4 separate regions of the Homo sapiens genome follow, and regions 1, 2 and 3 are each linked to region 4. Evidence: chromatin contacts called from ENCODE Hi-C or POLR2A ChIA-PET data. All regions are on one chromosome and are shown on one strand. Each heading gives the region's core, a stretch centred on a gene start or an enhancer-like site at or near the end of the contact. The rest is flanking DNA. Distances are from core to core; before and after follow the strand shown. Region 1 holds the start of PRPF40B (pre-mRNA processing factor 40B). Region 2 holds the start of KCNH3 (potassium voltage-gated channel subfamily H member 3). Region 3 holds the start of FKBP11 (FKBP prolyl isomerase 11). Region 4 holds the start of TUBA1A (tubulin alpha 1a).

Region 1 (6,217 bases), core at 1,719-4,218, 430 kb before region 4:
CAAGATGATCCAATATTCACCTCCTTCAGGTTACCCTTATGACTATCCCACACACATACACACACTCCTACCTGTGTCCCTTCAGGATAAATGATGCACTACTTTGCAGAGTGACATGCTACTCTGTGAATGTTTGCTGGGTGTTTCATGTGGGACTGCTTGTCTCCCACTCATGTGGGGATTTCCCTACATTCAGGGATTGAGTTTTCTCCTTTTATACCTCCCCCAAGTGTTTAGTCAGGGCCCTGCACACAAAGTGCTGTGATAAAATGCAGTCTCATCTCTAACCTTATTAGATTTTTGCATACTGGAATATCCTAAAATGCACTTTGAAAACAGTGTATACACGTGTGCATATGTACATCTGTATAAATTCTCTGACATACAGGCTGTGACAGAGAGAGGTAGCTTGGCAGAAGTCTTTGTGGCTTGGAAAAAGGAAATTGGATTGAAATGTTGGCATGAGAAAACCTAATAAAGCTAACTGTATACAGTCATCTTCAACTTGGGATGAAGACCTCTGGCCAGGATTCAGACACTGGCCTATTCTGGACAGTTCCCCACAGAGGACAGAACAATGGAATAAACATAAACTACTACAGAACTTCCAAAGCCCTTCCTTCGCTGAGCTTCCCGTGTTGTGTCCCTGCTTTCCTGAAACACCCCGTCCCTCTCCTACCTGCTGCAGTGCCATAAAACTTTGGGTCTTATTTTATTTCTGGGTGAGAATATGAAGACATTAACTAGTGACAGGGAAGGATATAGAAATGGTTGCTGAAAGAGAAGCAGATCCTGTGTCTTCCCTGGAACAAAAACACATTTGTGGGCTGAGAGATGATGAAGAGACACTTGATCATCTGATCATCATATGTTCACCTGGGCCAGTGAGGGGCCACCCCTTTCCCACCACCAAAGATGCAATCAATACTTCTGGGACTTCACATCTAAGGGGCATCTCAGAACTTAGCACTCAGAAGAATAAAAGGAGAAAAGGACAAGAATGGAGAGGCAGTAGGAAAAAAAACAGAAAGAGGGAATGATAACAGCTAATAGCTAATATTTACTGAGCACTTATTATGAGCCAGATACTGTGTCAAACACTCATTTAATCCTGGCAACCATCTCAGAGGTTATTATTCCCATTTTACAGATAAAGAAACTGAGGTTCAGAGATTAAGTAACCTGACCAAGGTTCCAAGACATTAAATGGGAGAGGCAGGTTTGGAATCCAAGCAGTCTGACTCCAAAGCCTGTGCTTTCAACCAGTTCACAAAGCTGCCTCCCAGCAAGGATGATGGCGCCACAGATGATACTGCTTACATTCAGATACATTTCCTTTTTTCTTTTTTAACCCCAATCCTTACACAATCCAGAAATCCTCAGCGAGCCAGGTGTTCCCAAGGTCTGCTTGGTCTGACTCATTCCCACTTCCTGAAGATGAAGGCTGGGAGGCACATCTCTCAGAAAGTGGTAGCCATCATCAAAAAAAAGGCTGAGAGACCAGCTGGTTACCCTGTGATCTACCTGCGGCCCTTCTTCAGCTGCCCCAAACAGCACCTGCCCTTCCGTTTCAAAGACCATCCTAGTTTCCAACTTTCCTGGACCAGCCCTACTCTTCCTCTTGCTCCCCAAAGATCTGCCTTACTAGAAAGTATCTTCCTGTTGCTTTTTTTTTTTTTTTTTGAGACAGAGCTTCGCTCTTGTTGCCCAGACTGGAGTGCAATGGCGCGATCTCAGCTCACCACAACCTCTGCCTCCCGGGTTCAAGTGATTCTTCTGCCTCAGCCTCCAGAGTAGCTGGGATTACAGGCATGGGCCACCACGCCTAATTTTGTATTTTTAGTAAAGACAGGGTTTCTCCATGTTGGTCAGGCTGGTCTCCAACTCCTGACCTCAGGTGATTCGCCCGCCTCGGCCTCCCAAAGTGCTGGGATTACAGGCATGAGCCACCGCGCCCGGCCCCTGTTGCTTCTTTCTGATCCTGCCATCTCATCACTCTCCCTCTGAAGAAGCGAATGTTACTTTTGGTCTCCATCATTGTGGAGTTAGGTTTCAACCTCCTCCTCTCCTTAGAGTTCTTCCATCCCTCCAACAGGATAAGGCTAGCCAGCCCCAGCCCGGCAGGCTTTCTGTCTACCATCCCCCCGCACCCGTGGGGATTTCTCCAGCCCCAGCCCAAGGCCTCGCCTCCATCTTCATCCTTTCCTTTGCTTCCCTACCAAACCCATTCTCCTAAACTTCCTCCTCAAAAACCTATTCATTTAGACCCTGGAAGAGATCTGGGATTTAATTTTCATGCATTTCCTTTTTAAAAAAATTGATGGGAAATCTGAGGCCCAAAGAAAGGTAGTGACTTGCCCAAGGTCACACAGAGTCGTTAGTTTGTTGATGGCCTGGGCTGGGAGCCCCTTTCTTCAGAGGCCCCCTCTCCACCTCAGGAGACAAGCTCTTGCAAATGCAGGAAGGTGAAGCAGGGAGTCCCCAAGTGGTCTGAGGAGCACCCAGGCTTCCAAAGGGAACGGGCGCTGGGGCTGGGGGAAGGGCATGTCGCACACCAAATATCCCAGGAGGGGAAACTGGTCCCCACCTGTCCCCTGGTCCCCTCAGTCCCCTCATCTCCGCCCTCTCTCTTCTTTCCCGATCTTTCTCCGCGAACCCACCCCCACCTCTCCCAATCCCACTCTTCACCCAGTCCCGCCACTCTCGCACCTTTCGCCCCCGGCCAGGCTCCATCATGGCCTCCCCCGCCCCTTCGCCCCCAGTCCCCGCCCCCATCCCCCCTCCCGGGCTCTCTTCCCTCACCCTTGGCCTCCCTCGCCCTCCCCGGGGTCCCAGCTATCCCCAGCGGCCTCCCCGCCCCATCGGCCACGGCCCGGGCCGCAGGGGGCGCTGTGGGACCGCCCCGAGCCCCTCCACCCCCGCGCGGGGATGTTACCATGCCAGAGCCTCCGAGCAGCTGGGCCGGCTCAGCCCACCCGCCAGTAAGAGCCGCTCTGATTGGCCAGGCCGCAGCCGGGAGGGCGGGGCCGGCGGGGGGTCGCACCCCTTCGTGGCCGGGGCTCCGGTGGCTCCCGCCGGCGAGCGGGGCCCCAACCGGCCCGGTGTGTTCGGTCCCGGCCCCGCCCCCCCGGCACGGAGAACCAGGCCCCGCCCCCGCGCCGCCGCGTCCCGGGTCCGCCCCCCGGGGGGCGGGGCACGCCTGCTCCCGCCTCTGACTGACGGTCGGGGGCCGGCGCCTCTGCCTCTCCCCGCTGCCTGCGTCCTGGCTTCGCAGTCGCCGGCGCTCCAGGAGCCGAAGCGTTCACGCAGTGTGTAGGGTGCCTTTGCGCTGCACAGCGAATTTAATTTGCTGTGTAGCTCTTTTACAGTACTTTTAAGTTAGTTAACTCCAGAACTATTTGTTGAGCACCTGTGAGGTGGCAGGGTCTGTCTCAGGGACTGAGCACACAGCAGCTTGGAAAAAAAAAAAAAAAAAGACAAATCCCCGAAATCACGCCCTTGTGGGGCGTACACGTGCTTCTCGCGTGACCCTGAAGTTCACTTTTGGGACCTGGCTCCCACTGAGCGCTGAACTCATGAGAGCAGGGCCCACTCTTTGACAGAAGTTAAAAATGTGAGGTACATGCTTGCTGTGCGGCTGAGGAAACTGTAACCTGGAGCTCTGCGGGGAATGCGCTGAAGGCCTTGGGGCTGGAGAGTGACAGGCCCCAGGCACACGGGTGCAGAAAGGCGCTGACCGCCAGCCTGCAAAGCCCCGCAAAAGGCGCTTCCTGTTCCCTTTATTCCCCCCTCACCTGAGCCGGGACTCGCGTGATGCCGTGCTAGGTTCCTGAGAGCCAAAGAACTCCGGAGAGGTAGAAAAACTCCTGACACGAAGAGTTAGAGGTGACACCTGGGAGGAAAAGGAAGTGGGATTCACCCTTGTGGGCTGCTGTAGAGAGAAAATGCTTTGTGGTTTAATCAAAATGATACCCACATGGTCTCAAATGAAGGCCCAGCTCTGCGGTTTTCTTTTCTTATTTGAGGCAGCGTATTGATCTGTCACCCAGGCTGGAGTGCAGTGGCACAATCAGGGTTCACTGCAGCCTCAGCCTCCTGGTCTCAACCGGTCCTTCTCCCTCAGCCTCCGAGTAGCTGGGACTACAGGCGTGTGCCACAACGCCCGGCTAATTTTGTAACTTTTTGGAGACGACGTCTCCCTGTACTGCCCACGCTGGGTCCTGTGGTTTTCAAACTTTTGGGGGAGGTGGGGTGAGGAGACTGGCGCGCGGCCCGCAGCCGCCGCCGCGGCAGGAGAGGGGAATGGAGGGGGCGGGCGGGGGGAGGAGGACGGACCACCGGCGGCCTCTCCACCGCTCCCACCTTCCCCCGGGGGCTGCCGCGATGCCAGCGCAGCTGGGGCGATTTTCAAACTATTATTGAGATCTCTAAGTATAGCAGAAGTGGTCCAGAGGTTCCGTGAACTTTCATGAATTGCATTTTTATTTTTTAAATGCTTTTCTTTTCTTTAATGAAATATTTCTTAGAACATGTACACACATATAGAATCGAATAATTGTACCAGATTTGTTAAGACAAACAGCAGAGCCCTGCCCCCATCGTCTTCCCCTCTCTGGAGGCAACGTTTTCACCTCTTTTAGCTGTTTCTTCTGGCATTTACCTTCACATCTCCGGCCTTCCCCCAGCTGCAGCCCTCCCCACAGGGCAAGGGGTCCAAGGGGATTTGCCCATGCAAAGCACACTTGCCCAGGATTAGACCATATTCTGAATACCTAGGACCCTGGAATTCCCTGCCCAGCTTCCTCCTTGGGTCTGTCCTCCCCAGGGAGACCTTCTGTTTTTTCCTGCACAAACTTTTATTTTTCCTGGAATTAATAATCTTGTTTTTTAAAATCATTTATTTTCTATGTATTTCTCACAAACTCTACCTCAAATTCTTCCCCCAGTTGCTTAAATTTCCTCTCAGAATATCTAGATATAGCAGAGAATTCTCTCCATTTCATCTTCTTGAAGACATCACTGCTGGAGACTGCTGACCTTCTCCAATCTGACTGTTCATCCCCTCACCTTGCTGCACATCTGGCAACCTGGCATCTCTTTTCTCATTCTCCTGGGCATGTTCTTTGCCTCATTCTTTTGTTGTTGTTGTTTTGTTTTGAGACAGAGTCTCGCTCTTGTTGCCCAGGCTGGAGTGCAGTGGCTCACTGAACCTCTACCACCCGGGTTCAAGCTATCCTCCTGCCTCAGCCTCCCAAGTATCTGGGACTCCAGGCATGCGCCACCACACCCGGCGAATTTTTGTATTTTTAGTAGAGATGGGGTTTCACCATGCTGGCCAGGCTGGACTTGAACTCCTGAGCTCAAGTGATCTGCCTGCCTCGACCTGGCAAAGTGTTGGGATTACAGGCGTGAGTCACTTTGCCTGGCTGCCTCACTCTTCTGTGGGATTTTTATTTGCCATATTCTATGCTTTTCTTTTCTTTTTTTATTTTTTTGACATGGTCACTTATTTTTATAACAATACATATACCATGTTATCACCATGGAATGTAAATTCAGGTTAGACAAGAGAATTTCACAAGTGTAATGGCATTCTGTAGTATAGAAAAGCATGTGTATAATGTCTGTTCAAACCAGCTTGCTTATAAATCATTAATTCCATTATAGGTAATATGTTTAACGTTTACAATTCTTACGGAGAAAATAACATTTTCTCCATTTAAAAAGTGTTCTTCAGTTACCTTCCATGAGTGCTTGAAATACATGTTTCTGTTTCAAGATGACATTTAAAAATTATCCTTATATTACAGCAGCAAATACAGATATCTACAATTACAAAAGAACTAAACTAGAATTCATAAGTTATTCTCATGTTTACAGTTATGATTCTTTAATAAATGCTACTACTATGCAGCTCTATTGTAAGCTTCCTAGATTTGATTTAAACACATACACATATATACTTTCAGCTGTGGGAGGTTTTACAAGTTATATTCCATGCACTTTTTTTTTTTTGTATTTTTAGTAGAGATGGGGTTTCATTGTGTTAGCCAGGATGGTCTCAATCTCCTGACCTCGTGATCCACCTGCCTTGGCCTCTCAAAGTGCTGAGATTACAGGTGTGAGCCACCGCGCCCAGCCTCCATGCACTTTTTTGACAGAGTTCTAAAAGAGCCAGCCAGTCCACAAGACAGGCAGAAAAAAGTTAAATTAACTG
Region 2 (6,690 bases), core at 3,980-6,479, 350 kb before region 4:
GTACTGCGAGTACCGGTCCAGCCGCGGAAGCAGGCGCAGCAGGCGCAGCAGGCGCACCGTCTTCAGCAGATGGGCCCCGAAGTACTGAGATGCGGGGAGGGAGGGAGGGAGGGAGGGAGGTCAGCGGGCCGGCCCTGCCTGTCCCCTGGCCAAGCCCACCCACCCAGCCAGCCCAGCCACACTGACCACGTTGACCTTGAAGGCATGTAGCAGGTCAAAGGGCAGCGCTGCGATGACATCCAGCAGGAACCAGGTGGTGACGTAGTGGAGGCAAATGGACTTTGGGGCAAACACCACCTGGCCCGACTTGGACACGAATGTGGTACGGAAATTCAGCACAATGTCTGTGGGGAATCCGGGTGGGAGTCAGCACTGGGGCTGGGGGGGCAGCCACTCTTGCCTGGACACCTGCTCACTTTCTCAGTAGTTGACACTGTCCCCGGCCCTTCCCATACATCGTCTTAGTTCTCACAGTAACTGTAACAGGTAGACATCATTTTGCCTATTTTACAAAGGGGGAATCTATTTTATGGAGGCTCAGAGAGGCTTTGACCAGCTCAAGGTCATATAACTTCTAAGTGGCAGATGTTTGGAACCTAGGTCTGATTTCAAAGCTCACAGGTTACAAATGAGAGAGAGCGAGGGGGGCACTGTAGCACCCTGGAAGCCACGTGGACTATCCCCAGCAAAGCCCCAGGGCGCCAGCAAAGGGTGGGGCGGAAGGGGCAGAGTGCACGCACCAAGGATGAAGAGGACCTCCACGGCCAGGTCACAGACGCTGGGCGGGCCGCGGGCGGCACTGGGCTCCCGTGCTGTGCTCACACACACGCTGTAGGGCACAGTGACAGCCACATAGAGTGTGGCGAGCAGGATGAAGCCATCCCAGGTGGCTCTCAGTGCCCCACAGTGCAACAGGATGAAGGGCGACTTCCGGATGGCGGCTACTTTGTACTCAGGCAAGTTTGGTTTCTCCCCAAACACCCCCTGAGTGAGGCAGGGCAGGTCCAGGCAGAGAGGAAAGAATATTGGCACAGGCTGAGTTTGGATAGAGTCTGGGACCCGCATCCACCTCCTTTCTATCCCTGCATTATCGAAGCAGCATCTGCTTCGAGATGGCATTAGCATCTCCATTTTATAGATCAGAAAACTGAAGATCAGGAAAGTTAAGTGACTTAGCTTTGGCCACACAGCTGCTTAGGGGAGGAGCCAGGATTGAACCAAGGCCCATCTGCCTCCCAGGCCAGGACTTTCTTCTGATGGATCAGGCATGTGATCTTCCCTCCTTCAGTCCCAACCCCCAAAGTGCTGGCAAGGCCTGGGTGGCCCCTAGGACATTCTCTCTGTGGTAGATCAGGTTCCCCTTCCCCATCTTCTGCGTCTGCCCCTCCCCTCTCCCACACATCCCAGGGCTGAGCCCACCTTATTGAGCTTGTGCTTGCCCTTGGGCTGCTTCTGCAGGTGCCCGGACAGGTGGTAGAGCACGGCCCGGCTCCGCCGCCGGTTGGCATTGAAGCCTTTGGATCGTGCCCGGCCATATCGGCGCCGGCCACCACCTGCGAAAGAAGAGGGGCCCATGAAGATGATGGGTGTGTGCCCACACACCCTAGCTCCGGGTCAGGTGTAGGACACAGTTGCTGGCCCATGGACTGGTCTGGCTCATTGACCACTTAGAATGTTTAGAGTTGGGGGCTCAGGTATTCCTCACTTCCTGGGTTCACTTGCCCAGCCCAGCAATGGGCAGTCCTAGGAGTGTTTACAGACACTACCTCTGGGGTCTGCTTCCAGGAAGAGGAGGTTTGGACCAGAGGATCTCTACGGGGAAAGGCCTGGGACAGGAAGCGAGGAGGTACCTCACAGGGCCAGGGTGGAGAACTAGCAGGAGGCCGTCAGCAGAGGTGTGGGAACTTACAGCAGGAGCCCAGGAGCTAGTGCAGGGACCAGAGGGTGACAATGAAGGCTGACATCATGGAGAGGCAGACCCAGCACTGGGAGTACGCGAGTGGGAGTGGAGAGTACCCCCAGCATCCCCAAATGGCAAAGAGGCCTTGACAGCTTTGTAACCTGCCCAAAGGCCTGCCCCAGCCTTGGAGGACACAAGAGGGGAAAGACTCGAAGAACTTAAAAGCAGGCTTTGCCCAGAGCTCCACCCCCAGTCAGGTTTGCTGTAGGAAAGAGGAACCTGGTGGGTCTGTGCTCAACCTTATTAACTGGTCAGAAAGTACCTGCTTCACAGGTACAATTGGGTTTGTTTGCTTTCAGTTTCTTAATAAAGTTGACTTAAAAACTCCAACTTTGTCTCAATCTGTCTATTTGGAAAAAATATTCCCATACCGAGGAATGTGGAGATGAGAGCAGCACAGGCCTCTCAGGCAGCCTGAGTGGGAGTGAAATGAATGCAGGTGCATGGGGGACCCCCGTACTCAGACTGGGTGCCAAGGCCCCGCCCGGGCCTGCGGCACCCAATACCCCGACCACAGCACCTACATGCACCTACCTGTCTCCTTCCATCTGTCGGGGCCCCCTCGGTTCTTGGTTTCGCTGATGTCCTTGTGAGAGACTAGGAAGAGAGCCACCTCCCCTTTCTCATTCTTTATGGGTATCACATCCAGGAGACACCAGAACGGGAGCCCTGGGCACAAAAACAAACTCAGCCCACCTCCTATTCTCAGCACTGCCTGAGGTGACAGAGGCCCTGGCTCCACTGACATCCCGGGCAAGACACAGGCAGGATCTAGCGGTTTCCTGGGGGAAGGGCTGGCAGTCCAGTTTCACTGAAGGCAGGGCTTGATGGAATTGGGGGAAGGAAGCAAGGGAGAGCAAACATGACGGTCAGACCTGTCGTGTGGTAGATCTGCCCTGCCGAAATGCGGATGTTTTTCTGTTGGATGCGGGAAACCCGAGGTTGGAACTGAATGCAGGCTGAGGCTAGGGTGAGGCAGGTAGAGATGGGGAGCCGGGGCAAGAGGTGGGATGGAGCAAGAGGGGTTGGATGGGGGGATGGGAAGATGGGATGACATGGGGAGATGGAGAAGATGGCAACAGAAAGGAGGAGGGACAGTGGATGGGGCTGGTGCCAGGCTGGGTGAGACTGCAAAGGTGAGGCAGGCTGGCCAGGTGGCCCCTCACCGCTCTTCCGGTACAGGATCAGCTCAGCCTTGAACTCCTTGTGCTCGTCCAGGGCCTTGCGGATCTGTTGGCGGACGAGCTCACTGGTGTCTGGCCCATAAAGGAAGGAGCAGGCACAGCCCCGCTGCATGACCTCAGCCCGGGAGAAGCCCGTGAGGTCACAGAAGCCATCAGAGCAGTAGACCACGGGGAAGAGCCCCGCCACCTGGGCGTTGCCCAGCACGAAGTTACTGTCTGCAAGAGAGCACTTCTCAGAGGAGGCGTGGGGTGAAGGGGCAGGAGGCCTACCACCCCTCCTTTCTCAAATGCCTGCAACCAAAGAGTGGGTTTTCCAAACCCCAGGAATCCTGCGTGTGTTAAGGCAGGGCTGTTTATGAATAGCAATCAGTGTGTGTCACCTGTTTGTCAGTGCCCTGCAGCAGGTGTGAGTACATTCAAGGATCAGCACATGTGAACTGAGGTCGGTGAATGAAGCGCTGTGCGGGCACTGTGCCTTCTGGAGGGTGTCCTGAGCAATGTGGGGTAAGGGCTGGGATTGGGGAATCCCTAATGAGGACTGCCCTGCCAGCTCTGGGCCAGCCTCAGCCCCACCTCTACTTCTGCCAGGCTCACCCACTAGCCAGGTACCCAGGTTGGCTGTCTGGCTTCTCCCACTGAGACACACCTAGACTGGAGGCAACCCCAGACCACCATACATCCTGCTGTCTGTGTTTTAGCCCTAGCTGCCTGACCTGGCTCAGGAATTAGTGAATGTGATCAAGAATGGGGGTGTAAGAATGGTGACTGAGCACGGGAGCCAGGAGCCAGGAATGTATTGGGGAGTGGGGGGCACTGAATCAGCAGGCTGCAGGAGCCAAGCACACTGGCAAAGCAGATGGAGGAGCCCGGAGTGGGGAGAGCGCAGGGCTGGGCTCCCACCCCCTATCAGGAACCGGAGACCAAGGAGGACCTAGGCAGAGAGCTGGGAAGCCCCACGGGGGATGTGAGGGAGAGGAGGAGGGAGGGGCTTTCATCACTTCCCCTGTGCTCAGAGCCCCCAGAACCGGGGATCCAGAGCTCGGGGCGCCTTCTCCAAACTTCCCCAGTCCTGATGGGAGTCCCCAAACCATCTTCTTGGGGCTAGATGGCCTCCCCAAGTCTAGGGGGTTCAGGCTATGAGACACGGGGCTTGGACACACGGTGCTCTCCCGAGTGCCGCCTACTCTTATCTCCGTTTGCAAATCTCTTTTCTAAATCTGTGTTTTGAGCCCTCTCAGCTGTCCCTGAGCACTGTTCACCCGCCTCGCCTTACCCCACCAGTCCGAGGGTAGTTGCTGCGACAGCGCCAGACGCAGGGGTGGGATGGGTCAGACTGACTAGGTTCGGGTTCGAGACCCGGCTAACAGAGAGCATCCCAGGACCCACACCCAGGGACTTCTGGCCCTGTTGCCTCGCCTGAAGCAGTGTTGACCCCGAACCTTCGAACCTTCGGGGAAACAGCGCCTAGCAGGAGACGATGGCCCCAGCCTCAAGAGGGGCGGGTAGGGAGGAGAGGGTGAGAATAGGCTGGCGCCAAGCTGGGCTGCTGGGGGTTCGGGGAAGGCGGGAGCCCTGGCGAGGGTCCGGCGGCCCGGGTGCAAGTGGGCGAGGGTCGGACTCACGCGTGCCGTCGAAGCGCGTAGCGATGGTGTCCAGGAAGGTGTTCTGCGGCGCCAGGAGGCCCCGCATGGCCGGCATCTTAGGCGCCCGCGGCTGCCCGCCCCATCCCTCCGGGGTGCGGGGACTCCGCGCCGGGGGAGGGCGCCCAGCTCGGCCGCCCCCCGCCGGGCCCCGCGCTCCCTAGCGCAGCCGTCGGGGGGCAATGCGCAGACCGGGATCCGGGGTCGCGCCGGACGCTGGCGCGCGAGGGGGCGTCCGCGCCGTCGGGGCCCGGAGCATGGCGCGCGGCCCCTCGCGCCCTCGCCGCCCACAAATCCCGGGCTCCAGGCCCCGCGGCCGCCGCGCTCTCAGCACCTCCCGCCGCGGCAGCGGCTCGCGTGTCGGCTGCGGGTGGGCTTCCGCTCGGCTTCGCTCGGCGCCGGCTCTCGGCAGCTCCCTCCGTCTGTCGGGGAGAAGCTGCAGCCTCCCTCCCTCCCTCCCGCGCCCGCCGCCTGCACCGGGGTAACCATGGAGACGGGGCACACCCAGCCAGGGCCGCCTCCTTAAAGGGACAGGCCTCCCGCGGAGGGCTCCCCTCCCTTCGGGACCTCGGCGGGGGCGGGGAGGTGGCGGCCGCCCTGATCCCACCCCGCGGGCCTCCCCGCCCGTACCTCGGAGAACCACTGGCGAGCGGCCGGCCCCCTTTGGCTCACTCGGCCTCAGCCGCAGAGGGGAGGCGTCTTTCTCTGCAGCCCGGGGGCTCTCCGAGAGCCTCCTAGCAGCCTCTCCTCCCCCGGCGGAATGGGAGGGGGGCTCGGGGCGTGGGGGGCAGGGGACGCATGCTGTGGAAGATGCTCTCCCCGAGGAAAATGCAGTGGGCAAGGGGACAGGGCGACAGGCGCAGGTGAAGGCCCTGCGGCCAGCGGAGGCCGGCGCTCTAGAGGGGCTCCAGCCGCACCCGGGAAATCTAAAAGCAGATGGGGCGGGGGTTCTGCGCGCACAGCTGCCCGGCCCTCGAGACTTTCTCATCCTCAACTTGACGCTCTGGAAAATGGATCCAGCTGCTCCTATGAGGTGTCTCCGCAAGCAGGAGCTGCCTGGAAACCAGAGGGTGGGTAGCCCTAGGAGTAAGGGTCAGACGTCCTCCGTGTGACCCCGTGGGCGGAAAGGGTGTGTGGTGGGGAGGGGAGCGCCAGACCCCTTGTCCTGCCCCTCCATTTCCCTCTGGCATTTGTCACCTCTTGCCTCTCCTAAGCGCGCTAGAGGGTCAGGTGGTAAATACAGGGGACCGGCAGGGGTCAGACACTGCGAAAAAACTTCCGAACCTTGTGCGTGCGGGTCCTGGCACCAGGAGAGCGAGGAAGGCCGAGCCCCGCGCCTCACGCAGCTCGTCCTGGAGAGCTCCGCGCGGCGCCGCGCGGGGTGCTGCCCTGGGGCGGCTGCAGGGAGCCCCTTCCCGGCGGGGCGGAGCCGGGCCCGGGGCGGCCGTCTTTTCTTGGCCTCCCGCGCTGCGACGGTCCCCCGGACTTGCCTGCCAGCGCCGCTCCTCCTCCCTCCCACGATTTGCCAGCGAGCGCGGCTGCCGCCCGCGCCCAGAGGAGCCGCCGGGGCCAAAACAGCAATTTGTTCCCTAACGAGCGAAGCGGTAGGCTCAGCACCCCCATCCCTCGAGACGCACTCACAGTCACCAGCATCAGAAAGATGCTACCCCTCATCAGCGACGAGAGCCAAAGCCCCAGGCACCTGTATCTAAATGAGCTGGCGCTTTGGGAAGGGAGGACGCGCTCCTCCTTCTCCGGTCCTGTGAAGCCTGGAATCTGGTCCCCAGGACGAGGAGTGACCCTGAGGAGTGACCCTAAGGAGTCGGGAGATCCTACTCCCATCTCATCCCCAGCCTTGGCTGGATCCTGGCTGTAAAGTAATCCCCTCCCCCAGCCGTTCAAGGCT
Region 3 (6,682 bases), core at 827-3,326, 260 kb after region 4:
ATCCAGCTTTAAGGGAGACTTGGAGTTTTGTGGTTTTTTTGTTTAACTTAAAAAATATCTTGATACGTAATTCGCAAACAGTGAAATGCACAGATTGTAAGTATACAGTTTGATAAGTTCTGACAAATGCATACACCCATGTAACCCACATCCTTCTGAAAATATAGAGCATTTCATCACCCCTAGAAATTCCCTCCTGCTGAGGGGACTTTTTTTTTTTAAACAATACAAATGAGAGATAATGAAGGCTTCTTATCCTGAGGTGGGAGGGTTGTAGCTATGGGAATGGAAGGGAAGAGCTGGAGAGACTTTGGAAGGAGAATCCAGAGTAGACCCGTTGGATGTGGGAGATGAGAGAAGAACGAATGCTGGTAGCAGAGCCACTAACAGAAACAGGAGATAGGGAGGAAGTCTAGGTTGTTGCAGGTGGATTGGAAGAATGAGTACAGTTAAGACTGTTGGCTGGGCGCATTGGCTCACGCCTGTAATCCCAGCACTTCGGGATGCTGAGGCTGGCGGATCACGAGGTCAGCAGTTTGAGAGCAGTCTGGCCAACATGGCGAAACCCCATCTCTACTAAAAATACAAAAATTAGCCAGGCGTGGTGGTGGGTGCCTATAATCCCAGCTACTCGGGAGGCTGAGAGAAAAGAATCGCTTGAACCCGGGAGGTGGAGGTTGCAGTGAGCCAAGATCGTGCCATTGCACTCCAGCCTGGGCGACAAGAGTGAAACTCCGTCTCAACAAACAACAACAACAAAAACTTTTAAAAAGTGGGCTGGGCGTGGTGGCTCATACCTGTAATCCCAGCACTTTGGAAGGCCGAGGTGGGTGGATCACTTGAGGTTGGGAATTCGAGACCAGCCTGACAGACATGGAGAAACCCTGTCTTTACTAAAAATTCAAAATCAGCTGGGCATGGTGGCGCATGCCTGTAGTCCCAGCTACTCGGGAGCAGAGGTTGCGGTGAGCCAAGATCGCGCCATTGCACTCCAGCCTGGGCAACAGGAGCAAAACTCCTCCCCCTCAAAAAAAAAAAAAAAAAAAGAAATCTGGTGGCTCACGCCTGTAATCCTAGCACTTTGAGAGACCGAGGCAGGCGGATCACCTGACATCAGGAGTTTGAGACCAGCCTGGCCAACATGGTGAAACCCCTTATCTACTAAAAATACAAAAATTAGCCGGGCGTGGTGGCGGGTGTAATCCCAGCTACTTGGGAGGCTGAGGCAGGAGAATCGCTTGAACCTGGGAGGCGGAGGTTGCAGTGAGTGGAGATGGCACCACTGCACTCCAGCCTGGGCCACAGAGCGAGACTCCATCTCAAAAAAAAAAAAAAAAAAAAAAGTGAAGTCTTTACATAAATGGATTACGTGTGCTGCCCTTTGAGAAGTTTGTTGATGAAAGGAGAAAGGAAATAGTAGCACCAGAGGAAAAGATCAGGGATTTACCCTGTTCTTACAGGATAACAGCTCCTTGCTCTTTTCAGCTAGCTTTTCAAAGGACAGGGATAGGACAGCCCCCTGCCTTATTTCGGATACTTGGATCTATAACCTCCAGAAATTCAAGCTGAAGTAGCTGGAGGTCGGAGAGGAATGAGAACTGCCTGGGTGGGGTCTGCCAGCCAGACACTGCCAGGATAGCCACAAGGAGACGACTTGGAAGAACAGACAGCAACCACGTTGGACTCAGGCAGTCCTGGGTTTGAATCCTGTCTCTGTCACCACCTAGCCTGATGACCTTGGGCACATCCTGAGCACCCTGTGCCTTATCTGTAAAATGGAAACAATCATGCCGACCTTTCAGGGTGGTTTTGAGGATTAGAGACTAGCTCCTGACACACAGTAGGTAATCGTAAATGGGTGCTATTGTTTGGCCCGACCCACGTTATAGGACAGAACGTCTAACGGATGCGTCAGAACCTGCGCCCTCCGGATCTTGGAGGGTACAGAGGGCGCCCCTCGGCCTCCTCCCTTTCGGAGGTGGGGACAAGGTGGAGGAAGGGCTGCAGGAGGAGGAGCTCTAGCATCGCGACCCGCCCCGTCCCGTCCAGTCTGGCCTGGGCGCCGCGGGAACGCTGTCCTGGCTGCCGCCACCCGAACAGCCTGTCCTGGTGCCCCGGCTCCCTGCCCCGCGCCCAGTCATGACCCTGCGCCCCTCACTCCTCCCGCTCCATCTGCTGCTGCTGCTGCTGCTCAGTGCGGCGGTGTGCCGGGCTGAGGCTGGGCTCGAAACCGAAAGTCCCGTCCGGACCCTCCAAGTGGAGACCCTGGTGAGGAGATAGTCCCGACCCTCAGCCCCCGTGGGCCGAGCCTTGTTGGGTGGTAATACTGGGGTCTCAGCGAACCTGGGAGCCGGGAGGAGAGGAAGTGCGGGAACTGAGTTGGGGGTGGTGCCGGGTCTAGGGGCGAGAACGGGATCTTTGGAAGAGCATCCGTGACCCCTGTAGTCCGATCGTAGGTGGAGCCCCCAGAACCATGTGCCGAGCCCGCTGCTTTTGGAGACACGCTTCACATACACTACACGGTGAGGGGTCTGGGGGGCCGGGGCGGGGCCTGGGAGGGGGCGGCGCCCTGCTGAAACACGTCAGCTTTGGCTTGGACACGTGGCAAGCGGTTCGGGAGAAGAAACTCGGGGCTCTGGGGTCGTCGAGCACGTGGCGAGGGGAGAGACGTTGCTCTTCCGTGCCTCTTTTCCCTCCTTGCTTTTCTGCCAGTTCCTACCTGGCACGGAGAAGTGCAGGGTGGAGAGATCTCCGAGAAGCGCCAGCCTTCTGGGGCTTCCTGTTCCTTACAGCGGTAAGGGGAACGCTAGGCTGCCGCACTAAGGGGGCTGCCGCCGCCCAGCGGTCCAGGTGTGTGTTGCGCGCCTGCTGGGAGGGAGAGGGTGCTAGATGTATGCTCTTGATGCTCTCTCCCCCCAGGGAAGCTTGGTAGATGGACGTATTATTGACACCTCCCTGACCAGAGACCCTCTGGTTATAGAACTTGGCCAAAAGCAGGTGATTCCAGGTATGTGACCTGTGCCTCCCATTCCACCTCTTCCCAACCTAAGCCCTTTCTTAGCCTCTTCGGCTCCAAAGCTGCCCTGGAAATCCCCCCTGAAATGAGTAAGACCCTAGGGCTCTACGAGTTACCTCCTGAGGTTCAAACCTCACTTCTAGTACTCCACTTGTCCCATATCCTATTGGAAGCCAGAGATTTAAGAAGTGAGGGAAAGGTCAATTGAGGATGGAGGAGGAAGACTTTGATCTTCATGTCATGGGATTTGGGGAAGGTGGATAGCTTCCAGTTCAGTTGTGTCTTCTTCTTCAAGGTCTGGAGCAGAGTCTTCTCGACATGTGTGTGGGGTGAGTATCTCGGCAGGGGTGGGCCTGGGTACCCCCTTTGCATGGGTAGAGGCTTTCTCGGCCATCCTCACTCCTTAAGCAGGAGAATGTGGAATAAAGGACCCTGCTTCCCACTGGACAGGTCCAGGTCAGTGGGACCTCTGAGGGCATTCAAAGCCTCTGTGCCTCTTGCGCTGTTGCTTTTGTCGGGGGAGTTGAGGCACATGGGGAGATGGACACCTTTGCTGGCCAGCCTGTTTGGTGTTCAGGTGGAAAAATTCGTGTTTTGGGTGTGAAGATTCAGGGGGTTTTGCTGAAGGAGCTTCAGCTGGACTGAGGCTGCTGGCCTACCTCTCCTGCCTCTGGCTGTGACTGACATTCCTTCCCTCAGAGAGAAGCGAAGGGCAATCATTCCTTCTCACTTGGCCTATGGAAAACGGGGATTTCCACCATCTGTCCCAGGTAATCTGACTAGGACTCTCTCTCAGGCCATCAAAATACCCAGTCCCTAAGAGCTATAAGGAGCTATATACTTTGTTTGATGCTTGAGAAGATCCAGACCAAGTTTGTTTAGACAGATAGGAGTGGCTGGGGCCTCCATCTACAGGGCCACCTTTTTCCTCCTCATATCACCAACAGGGACTAAAGACAACCTGATGAGGCCACCTGGCATGACCTCCAGCAGCCAGTAACTTGTTAGGGAAGAGACCTGCTTGGGCCACATGGGTCTGCTGCCTGTGCCACCACCTTTCCCAGAACACTGGACTTCTTTCCTGCCCTTTTCTACAACTCTACGCTGTGTCAGCTGTACAGCCACCCCCCACCCCTTCCTTTCAGCCTCCATCAGGGAAGAGACAGTAAAAATAATCACAGTCAAGTGATTCAAAACAAAACAAAAAGCAACTGTTAAAGCCAAGTCTGCCCCATAACTTTAAAAGCCATCATTGGTCACTGCCGATGTCTATTTTTGAAGGGTTGAGATGGACAGATTTCCCAAGATGCATATCTTTTGCTTTCAGTTCTAACAAATGTTCTATTAGCTAAAATGTGTTGTACTCCACAGAGTATTGGGCTCGTAATTCTTTTTTTTTTTTTGAGATGGAGTTTCACTCTTGTTGCCCAGGCTGGAGTGCAATAGTGCAATCTTCACTCACCACAACCTCCGCCACCCGGGTTCAAGCAATTCTCCTGTCTCAGCCTCCCGAGTAGCTGGGATTACAGGCATGCGCCACCACGACCGGCTAATTTTATACTTTTAGTAGAGATGGGGCTTCTCCATGTTGGCCAGGCTGGTCTCAAACTCCCAACCTCAGGTGATCCGCCTGCCTTGGCTTCCCAAAGTGCGGGGATTACAGGCATGAGCCACCGCGCCTGGCTGGGCTCGTTAATTCTTATCCTAGTTCCAGCTTAGAGGAAGGCCTGGAAGGAGGGTAGGGGGACCAAGGAGAAACTTTTACCCAAAGCCCTATTACCTCCCCATTCCCAGTGCTGCTTATTTGTACCTCTTCTGCCCACTCATTTCTGTTCCACCTGCCCCTTTACTTCTTAAGCAGCATCCTCATCCTTCTTCCTCTTCAGCTCTTATGTTGAAACTCCTGTTATCTCATAATCACGTTGAATGTGCTCATTGGTTGGTTGATTTTTTAAAGTCTAGTTTAAATCCATTTAATTTCAGCCCTGCAAAGACTCTATCCGTGTGGTTATTTGGAAATACGATAAATTAGTAGTTAGTATAGAGGGTTCTCCCACTTACAAATGGAGAAGAGCCTGTACATTTCATATTCACAGAAAGTTTTCCTGCATTCAAAGACTTGTCACTGGACCCAAGCCACATGTGTAGTTGGGGTCAACATGATTATCACTGGACTCTGCTCGTAAATCCTCCTCTACTCTTGTCTAAAGGAATTCAAGCCCACATTTAAATCTTGTCAGCTTCATAGTTGTTGGCTTTGCTGTGGCCTACGCTCCCTATTTTCATTCAGATTCTGAGCCCTGGATAAAATGCAGAGAGTCTAACCCTCTCCACCCCTCTGCCTCTCCAGCGGATGCAGTGGTGCAGTATGACGTGGAGCTGATTGCACTAATCCGAGCCAACTACTGGCTAAAGCTGGTGAAGGGCATTTTGCCTCTGGTAGGGATGGCCATGGTGCCAGCCCTCCTGGGCCTCATTGGGTATCACCTATACAGAAAGGCCAATAGACCCAAAGTCTCCAAAAAGAAGCTCAAGGAAGAGAAACGAAACAAGAGCAAAAAGAAATAATAAATAATAAATTTTAAAAAACTTATTTGCATTCTTCATCTGATATTTTCTGAGACTGCCTTTGAAAGTGGGAATGAGGTAAAGGGCTGAGGAAAAAAGCATTGTGAATTGCATCTTGCCTGGCATGGGGGTGGTTGTAGGCCCTGGATCACCTCTTCCCCTGGCCTCCTCTTGCTGTCCTAACTGACTTTAAGGACCTGGTCTTGAGTCTTCCCATAGGATCTCTAGGTCCTTAAGGTATGGGTTTTGGCTCTCATGGTGCCCTGATTCTGAGGAGGGATGCTTAATTGAGCAGTGAGCCTCCTGGTAGTTGCCTAGCTGTTCTCTCTGTTCCCTGGGACCACAGTGTTCCTAGTGTCCTCAAAGAGAACTGCTCTGTCCAATATGGAAAAGATATAAAGAGCTCATAAACTCCATGGAAATTTTTAATAGCAACATCCCTACATTTCTCAAAAAAAAAAAAAAATCTCTAGGAGTTGAAAGATTTTTTTCCTTAGATCACAGGTTGTGGAAGATCATCTGGGCTGCTTCAATTATATTTTAAGTGGTTGGATGTTGTTTATCACCTGGATGGGCTATACGTATGGACAAGGGCTGGAGTAAGTTGCTTTGATAGTTGACTATAAAGAGTGGGTTGAGCTGGCTCAGCACTTCGTCACTCACTGAGATGCCATCCAAGTACTGCTTCAGCATCTCCCGCAGCTTCCCATTGATATCTAGCAGCTGGGCTCGTCTATGTTGGAGGCTCAGTTGCTCCAGTTTCACTTTGTTGTACCTTTTCCAGAAATTCTCCATTCCTATGTAGTCCACCATCACCTGGGAGTGGAGTTACAGGGAGAAGGTGTGCAGCGAGACCCATTAGCAAATGCTGCCCAATGCCCCACCATCCCCCGGGCTTTACCTTGGTGAGCTCCTCAGTAAGCTCTTCTAGATTATTCTTCTGAATCCCCTCCTGCTCCTTAGGAGTCAATACTGATGAATAAAAAGGCAGCACTTTTTCTTCTTCGGTTTCAAATTTCCTACATATTTCAGCAAGTTTAAGGATCTTTTCACCCTATTTGAAGCGGGAAGAGAGTTTATATTAGGAAAGGGAGTGAA
Region 4 (6,424 bases), core at 3,601-6,100:
GATCACCTGAAGTCAGGAGTTCAAGACCAGCCTGGCCAGCATGATGAAGCCCAGTCTCTACTAAAAATAGAAAAATTAGCTGGGTGTGGTGGTGGCGCCTGTAATCCCAGCTACTCAAGAGGTTGAGGCAGGAGAATCGCTTGAACCTGGGAGGCAGAGGTGGCAGTGAGCCAAGATCATGCTATTGCACTCCAGCCTGGGTGACAAGAGCGAAACTCCGTCTTGGAAAAAAAAAAAAGAAAAAGGAATTCATCAGCACCAGGCACAGTGGCTCCCACCTGTAATCCCAGCTACTGGGGAGGCTGAGGTAGGAGGATCACGTGAGGCCAGGAGTTTGAGACCAGCCTAGGCAATATAGCGAGACTCAGTCTCTAAAAAAAAATTAAAAGTAAATAAATAAATAAAAGAAGTCATCGGCATATAGGAAGGATTTGAAGCCTTGGGAATGAATGCACTTGCCATCCACCAAAAAGGTCTAAGACCACATAGAATAAAATGAGGAAAAGGTCTAGGACTGAAGCTTGAGGAATTCCAACGTTTGAAGATTAGGGAAAGGAGGAGGAACCAGCAGAGACTGACCAGAAACAAAAATGTAGGAGAGAAACCCAGAAAATGTAGAGTTTTTGAGGCTAAGGGAAGAAAGTGTCTTGAAGGAGATAATAGTCAACTGTGACAAAGCCTGTCACAGGTCAACAAGAGCTAAAATGTGTCCAGTGGATTTAACAACTAAGATAGACCAGGCACGGTGGCTCACGTCTGTAATCTCAGCACTTTGGGAGGCTGAGGCAAGTTGGCCACTTGAGGCCAGGAGTTTGAGACCAGCCTGGCCAACATGAGGTAACCCCGTCTCTACTAAAAATACAAAAATTAGCTGGGCGTGGTCGTGGGCACCTATAATCCCCGCTACTTGAGAGGCTGAGGCAGGAGAATCATTTGAACCCAGGAGGCAGAGGCTGCAGTAAGCCGATATCGCGCCACTGAACTGGAGTGAGACTCCATCTCAAAAACAAACAAACAAACAAAAAACAAACAAGGAGGCACTTTAAAGGAGTGATAGGAGCAGAATCCAGTTTGAAATGGATTTAAGGATGAATAGGAGGTGAAGATGTAAAAAAAAAAGTGTTCAACAACTCGTTTCCCTCGTAAGTTATGATACACGGAGTCATGAAATAGATCCCCTCTATTGGGATCAATTGCATGGCCCCTCTCCAAACATACACACGTACATGTCATTCTCAAACCTATAGGAATGTACGTGTCTCAATTATTCCAATAAATTGGAAGATTCTAGAGAAAAGAGACCATGCTATTACCTCTGAATTCTTCACCACCTAGGATGGTCTTGGGCTTACTCAGTAAATGCTTGCTGATTATAAATGGTAAAATACTTTATTAAATATCTTTTTTTAAGACAGAGTCTCACTCTGTTGCTCAGGCTGGAGTGCAGTGGTATGATCTCAGCTCACTACAACCTCCGCCTCCCGAGTTCAAGCGATTCTTATGCCTCAATCTCTACAATAACTGGGATTACAGGCACAAGCCACCACACCTGGCTGGTGTTTTGTTTTGTTTTAGTAGAGGTGGGGTTTCGCCATGTTGGCTAGGCTGGTCTCGAACTCCTGAACTCAAATAATCCCCTGCCTCGGCCTCCCAAAGTGCTGGGATTAAAGGCATGAGCCACTGCGCAAGGGCTAATTTTTATGTTTTTGATAGAGACAGGGTTTCACCATGTTGTCCAGGCTGGTCTCAAACTCCTAACCTCAGGTGGCCCACCACCTTGGCCTCCCAAAGTGCTGGGATTACAGGAGTAAGCCACCGCTCTGGCCAATATCTTTACATTACTAAGCATGATAATAGGTAATGAAAATCTGCACAGGCCGGGCACCATGGATCATGCCTGTAATCCTAGCACTTTAGGAGGCTGAGGCAGGTGGATCACCTGAAGTCAGGAGTTCAAGACCAGACTGGCCAACATGGCGAAACCCCGTCTCTACTAAAAACACAAAAATTAGCTGGGTGTGGTGGCCAGCACCTGTAATCCCAGCTACTCGGGAGGTTGAGGCAGGAGAATCGCTTGAACTCGGGAAGCGGAGGTTGCAGTGAGCTGAGATCATGTCACTGACTCCAGCCTGGGCAACCGAATGAGACTCCATCTCAAAAAAAAGAAAGAAAGAAAGAGAGAAAGAAAGAAAGAGAGAGAGAGAGAGAGAGAGAGAGAAAGAAAGAAAGAAAGGAAGAAAGAAAGAAAGAGAAAGAAACTGCACAGAGAGCTGTTCATTTAATTGAGCAAACATGTAGTGTATAACGTCTACTGTAGTTAGGCACTTTGACAGGAATTAGGACTTACATTTTAATGGAGGAGAAATGTAGACATGTGAATAAATGATTAAAATTCTACAAATATTATGAAAGAAGAATGTTTTATGCTAATCTTACTGTGTACAAGAATGAATCCATTAGCAGAATACTTGTACATGTATATTGATGTCAAATTTTTTTAAATGGCAATAAAAATAAGAGATGAACTAGTAAAAAAAGTATTGTTTTCCTTTCCACAGTTTGAGTGCTATTAAATCAGATAATAAAGAACAAAAATTATAGATTAGTTATTTCCCCGATCTCTTGTTTATATATTTGAGATTATCAGTGCCTAAATAGTCTATTTCTGACCTAGATCTTGTTACATATGCCCAAGCGGAGGGAATAACCCTCATTTACATAAGGAACAGAATGGCTCTGAGATAGAATTTCAAAGAATCAACCACGTGAACCCTCCTCTCTTTTATTTAATCCTTTGGAAATTGCATAAAGAACTGAGACTATTGGATAAGTGACATATTTCTTAATTAATCTTTTTATATTGTAAAGAAAATAATGTTCAAACTCTGCTTCTCATTCCAAAAAGACTTGTACATGTTACTATAGTCCAATAGTGTCTGATATATTTTATTATTAAAATTGTGAAAGTATTTTGAATGAGCTACTTATTAATCCTTATGCTTCCTTATGCCATTTAATTCTTATTTTTGTTAAATATATTTCTGGGTTCTGAAAGAAGCATTCAAATACCTAATCCTCCTGTCTCTTCTGAAATATACTTTTTTTTTTTTTTTGCTAAAGAAGTGGAGATAAGATGATGTTGAGGATTATTTTTTCCTAGGAAATATACAATAAGTAGATAAAATGATTTTTGCATTTTGGATATTATTTTTTTTCCAGAGAATATTACTGAAGCAAAATTGATCAAGTAAAGCAGAACTGTGGATGGCAGGCTAGAAAAATCTGTGGTCGCCATTGTCACACCACAACCTGCAGCAGCTGTATTCTCAAGTCCCTCCCTCCCACGCCCTTCTTAGCCTGCCAGCCTAGCAGGAATGAATGGGTTCCGCAGAGCACTGTGTGAGTAGTGCTGCAGACCCTGAAAATTTGTCTCTGAAAACCAAAAGGAAAAATTATTTGTAAAAAATAAATTTTCAACTTTAGTGGCCAAACTTATTTACCTCTGAAATTTCATCACCAACATCCAGTGGTACGAAGTCCAGTGACTTACTCCGGATCGTTGCTGAGAATGGAGGCTTCCTAAATATCAAGATAATTTTACTCCAATTTATTTCCTAGGGGTGAAAGCAAAGCCTTTTTGTCCCAAGGGACAACTGAGCAACCACCAGAGTCTCTAGCTGAACAGCAAGGGTGTGAGGCCGGCTAAAATTCCCACAGTTAGAAGCCCACTCGCAGGAGGATATTTACCAAATTGACATAAGAACTACATAAAAAGGAAATGCGTTTATTGAGCTGATGTTTCACAGTTGTCTGTGGATGGAGGCGACATTGCAAAATTCTTTTTACATTATATTATTCTCTTCTTCTTTTTAATTTGGTGTATTGGTTATTACTATTATTTTGCTTGTTACTTTCCAGACAAAAGTCCAATTCAGATATGTAACTGCACACATGTAGTACTAACTTCTGAGCTCAATTATTTCTCCTTGTATTTTCCCAATTTTCTATCAGGAAAGATGATTCATTCCAAAGGACAATGTACCATACAAAATGTGTTACATAGACTTCTCATAAAAGAATACCTCTAGTAAACCATTATAACTACTCTACGTTCACTTGCTCTTGATTATTGCCATGTTAGAACTATTTGTTCGCTTCTTTATTTAATATGGTTATTCTTTCCATCTTCCAGTTTTGTTTAGCTATTCGGGTGTGCGTGTGCCTGCAGAAGAAGCTCTGAAAATAAGTTAGTTGAACCTGAGAAACCATTTGGAATGACCGTATGGCTAAATCTTTTTTTAAATTAAAAAAATCACATATACCCAGGCCATTTCGAGCATCATGCCGATTTTCCCTCCCACTTTACGTTTAAAGCAATTAGAGATGTTGAACCCTAACAAAATGTAGTCGAGTTTAATATACTACGAGGGAGGGGCTGGCAGTCATTTTCCTTTAAATATTTAATCTAAACATAAATTGTTATTAAGGGTAGGGGGAAAAAACCTCACATAGATAATTTTAACTGCAGTTTGAGGTTTAAGCAACAGAAAGTCTTCTAACCCCAGTCCCCTTTCTTCTCCTTCCGCCCCTCCCCAACCCCGCCCCATAATGGATGCTCGGCCGACTGCTTCTGCACGGTCTCTTTGTCTAAAGGATGCAAACAGTCTACGGATGCTAGAGAAAAAGGGGTGGGGGAGAGATTACCTCATCCCACGTCGCTTGCACCAATCACCAGTCTCCTGTCATGGCTTCTCTGGGCAGATTGGGGGTCTGGACCAACAGGAAAAGGCCCCGGCCCATCCCCATGGTGACCGAGTTGTATATAGGGAGCCGCATCCGCCTATGTGCCGCAGGTTCTCTTACATCGACCGCCTAAGAGTCGCGCTGTAAGAAGCAACAACCTCTCCTCTTCGTCTCCGCCATCAGCTCGGCAGTCGCGAAGCAGCAACCATGGTGAGAATCGGCTTCGGCTCTTTGTGGCCGTTGGGTGGAGTCAGCGCCCCCAGGCTCTACTTGGAAAACCTTTAAGCTCTTTTCTTTCGTAAGCTCTCTGGGCGAGGGTGGTGGTATGTTTTGTGAGGTTTAGCTTAGCCCCAAATCCTCAAGCCCCGCCGCCGCCGCAGTGCGGGTGCAGGAACCGGGCCAGTACTGCGCCCAGGGCGCAGCAGAGCGCTGGGGAGGAACAAAGGCGGCGCCTAGGCGCCTGTGTTATCCGAGAGACTTTCGGGGGCCGCGGGCAGCCCGTCTGCCGCGACCGAGGGGTCTGGGGCGTCCCGGCTGGGCCCCGTGTCTGTGCGCACGGTTTCGCTGATGCTGAGGGGCCACTTTCTGTCTCGCGTTGTTCTCTGGGGACCGGGAGAGGAGGAGGCACCCAAAAAGAGCGGGGGCGTTGGGCGAGCTGGGGGACGTGGGAGGGGGAACGGGAACAAAGCGCAGCCTAGGGTTAGCGTGGGAAGACCCTCCGCGGTCTTTGGCGTTTTGGAAAGATACCCACACATTCCCGGGAAAACATGGTGAGTTTCTGCCGGAGCCCCCGGCAGCGGGTGTCAGGGCGGCGCAGGGGCGGGGTTGTTTGTTTCTGGCTTCTATGGCGTTGGAGCCACTGGGCGGGGTTCGCCCTCACTGAACCTCTTCTGTCAGGAGCTGACTGAAAAAAAAACAAAAAAACCTTTCATCATTGCGGAACTGTAGGCTCCAAAAGGGTTTTCTTCACTATTATAAGTTAGATGACTTTTTTTTTTCTTGAGCAAAATCATAATTCACTTCACAAGCTCTTTAATGTCTGGTCTGGGGACGCCCTGCCCTGACCGACTGAAGTGTGTGTGTGTGTGTGTGTGTGTGTGTGTGTGTGTCTGTGGGACGCCCTGCCCTGACCGACTGAAGTGTGTGTGTGTGTGTGTGTGTGTCTGTCTGTCTGTCTGGACTGCACGTTCAGCGAGGGAGAAAGCCCACTTTGTGAGCCCCAGGGTACCCTGATGGTCAGGACCCAGGGAAACGCCCTTCCCCGCCGCCCCCCCGCCCCGCCCCCACCACATCAGCGAATAGACAATGAAAGTGGTAGCCCTAAAGACCACAGAGAAGAAAACCTCTATTGGATGCAAAGAATATGAATATTATGTGATGGGTAGAGAATCTCAGGATGAAAATACTATTTTGTTGTTTTAAATAAATATTTCATTATCCTTCCACTGGGCTTTTATTCTTTGGTACCTTTTCATGTGATGCTTGTTTCTAACTTAGGAACTTTTGTGTGTGTGTGTGTTAAGATACGGATAATTTTTCAGCTTTTACAGTGGAGAAGATCTGGAAAAACCTTTTTTTTTAAAAAAAAAAGTAATGAAATTGCTACAGACAAAGAAGAATTATACTCCGCATCCCGTTGTCTTTTGTTCCAGTGCATCTTAATTAATTCATTTCAATTCAG

What was found. A loop is a pair of places that touch in the nucleus more often than their neighbours do. ChIA-PET counts read pairs that join two places held with the same protein, here RNA polymerase II (POLR2A). Pooled maps may share reads with other maps.
Region 1: a map of naive thymus-derived CD4-positive, alpha-beta T cell shows a loop between it and region 4 (10-fold over the local background). The contact joins the promoter of PRPF40B here to the promoter of TUBA1A in region 4. A Hi-C loop is called at or near these places in 1 of 168 maps with a recorded cell type or tissue (naive thymus-derived CD4-positive, alpha-beta T cell) and 10 of 50 pooled maps. POLR2A ChIA-PET finds 5 or more read pairs at or near these places in 2 of 52 experiments (CD8-positive, alpha-beta memory T cell and activated T-cell).
Region 2: a loop to region 4 is called in a map of naive thymus-derived CD4-positive, alpha-beta T cell, with 20 times the contacts of the local background. The contact joins the promoter of KCNH3 here to the promoter of TUBA1A in region 4. A Hi-C loop is called at or near these places in 1 of 168 maps with a recorded cell type or tissue (naive thymus-derived CD4-positive, alpha-beta T cell) and 6 of 50 pooled maps. POLR2A ChIA-PET finds 5 or more read pairs at or near these places in 2 of 52 experiments (CD8-positive, alpha-beta memory T cell and naive thymus-derived CD8-positive, alpha-beta T cell).
Region 3: a loop to region 4 is called in a pooled map, with 3 times the contacts of the local background. The contact joins the promoter of FKBP11 here to the promoter of TUBA1A in region 4. A Hi-C loop is called at or near these places in 4 of 50 pooled maps. POLR2A ChIA-PET finds 5 or more read pairs at or near these places in 5 of 52 experiments (CD4-positive, alpha-beta T cell, GM12878, OCI-LY7 and 2 more).

Annotation. Positions count from the first base shown.
Region 1 is chr12:49,620,312-49,626,528 of GRCh38, reverse strand. PRPF40B (pre-mRNA processing factor 40B) reads right to left here and starts at 2,968. Exons shown (of 26, transcript NM_001031698.3): 1 at 2,936-2,968. The coding sequence starts at 2,938. It also overlaps a transcript of FAM186B not described here. RefSeq lists silencers at 2,753-3,252, 4,113-4,162 and an enhancer at 3,833-3,922.
Region 2 is chr12:49,537,569-49,544,258 of GRCh38, reverse strand. KCNH3 (potassium voltage-gated channel subfamily H member 3) reads right to left here and starts at 5,229. Exons shown (of 15, transcript NM_012284.3): 1 at 4,767-5,229; 2 at 3,127-3,360; 3 at 2,495-2,629; 4 at 1,420-1,553; 5 at 741-984; 6 at 187-344; 7 at 1-84. The coding sequence starts at 4,842. RefSeq lists enhancers at 340-1,253, 600-1,799, 3,606-3,655, 4,300-5,109, 5,110-5,921 and silencers at 5,239-5,418, 6,149-6,268.
Region 3 is chr12:48,920,886-48,927,567 of GRCh38, reverse strand. It overlaps FKBP11 (FKBP prolyl isomerase 11), which reads left to right and starts at 2,076. Exons shown (of 6, transcript NM_016594.3): 1 at 2,076-2,268; 2 at 2,457-2,522; 3 at 2,920-3,007; 4 at 3,312-3,345; 5 at 3,716-3,786; 6 at 5,367-5,605. The coding sequence starts at 2,140. The coding sequence ends at 5,584. It overlaps DRC2 (dynein regulatory complex subunit 2), which reads right to left. Exons shown (of 8, transcript NM_033124.5): 7 at 6,486-6,638; 8 at 5,992-6,400. The coding sequence ends at 6,125. RefSeq lists enhancers at 1,711-1,810, 3,071-3,130.
Region 4 is chr12:49,187,506-49,193,929 of GRCh38, reverse strand. It overlaps TUBA1A (tubulin alpha 1a), which reads left to right and starts at 4,850. Exons shown (of 4, transcript NM_006009.4): 1 at 4,850-4,953. The coding sequence starts at 4,951. RefSeq lists enhancers at 4,962-5,081, 4,580-5,171.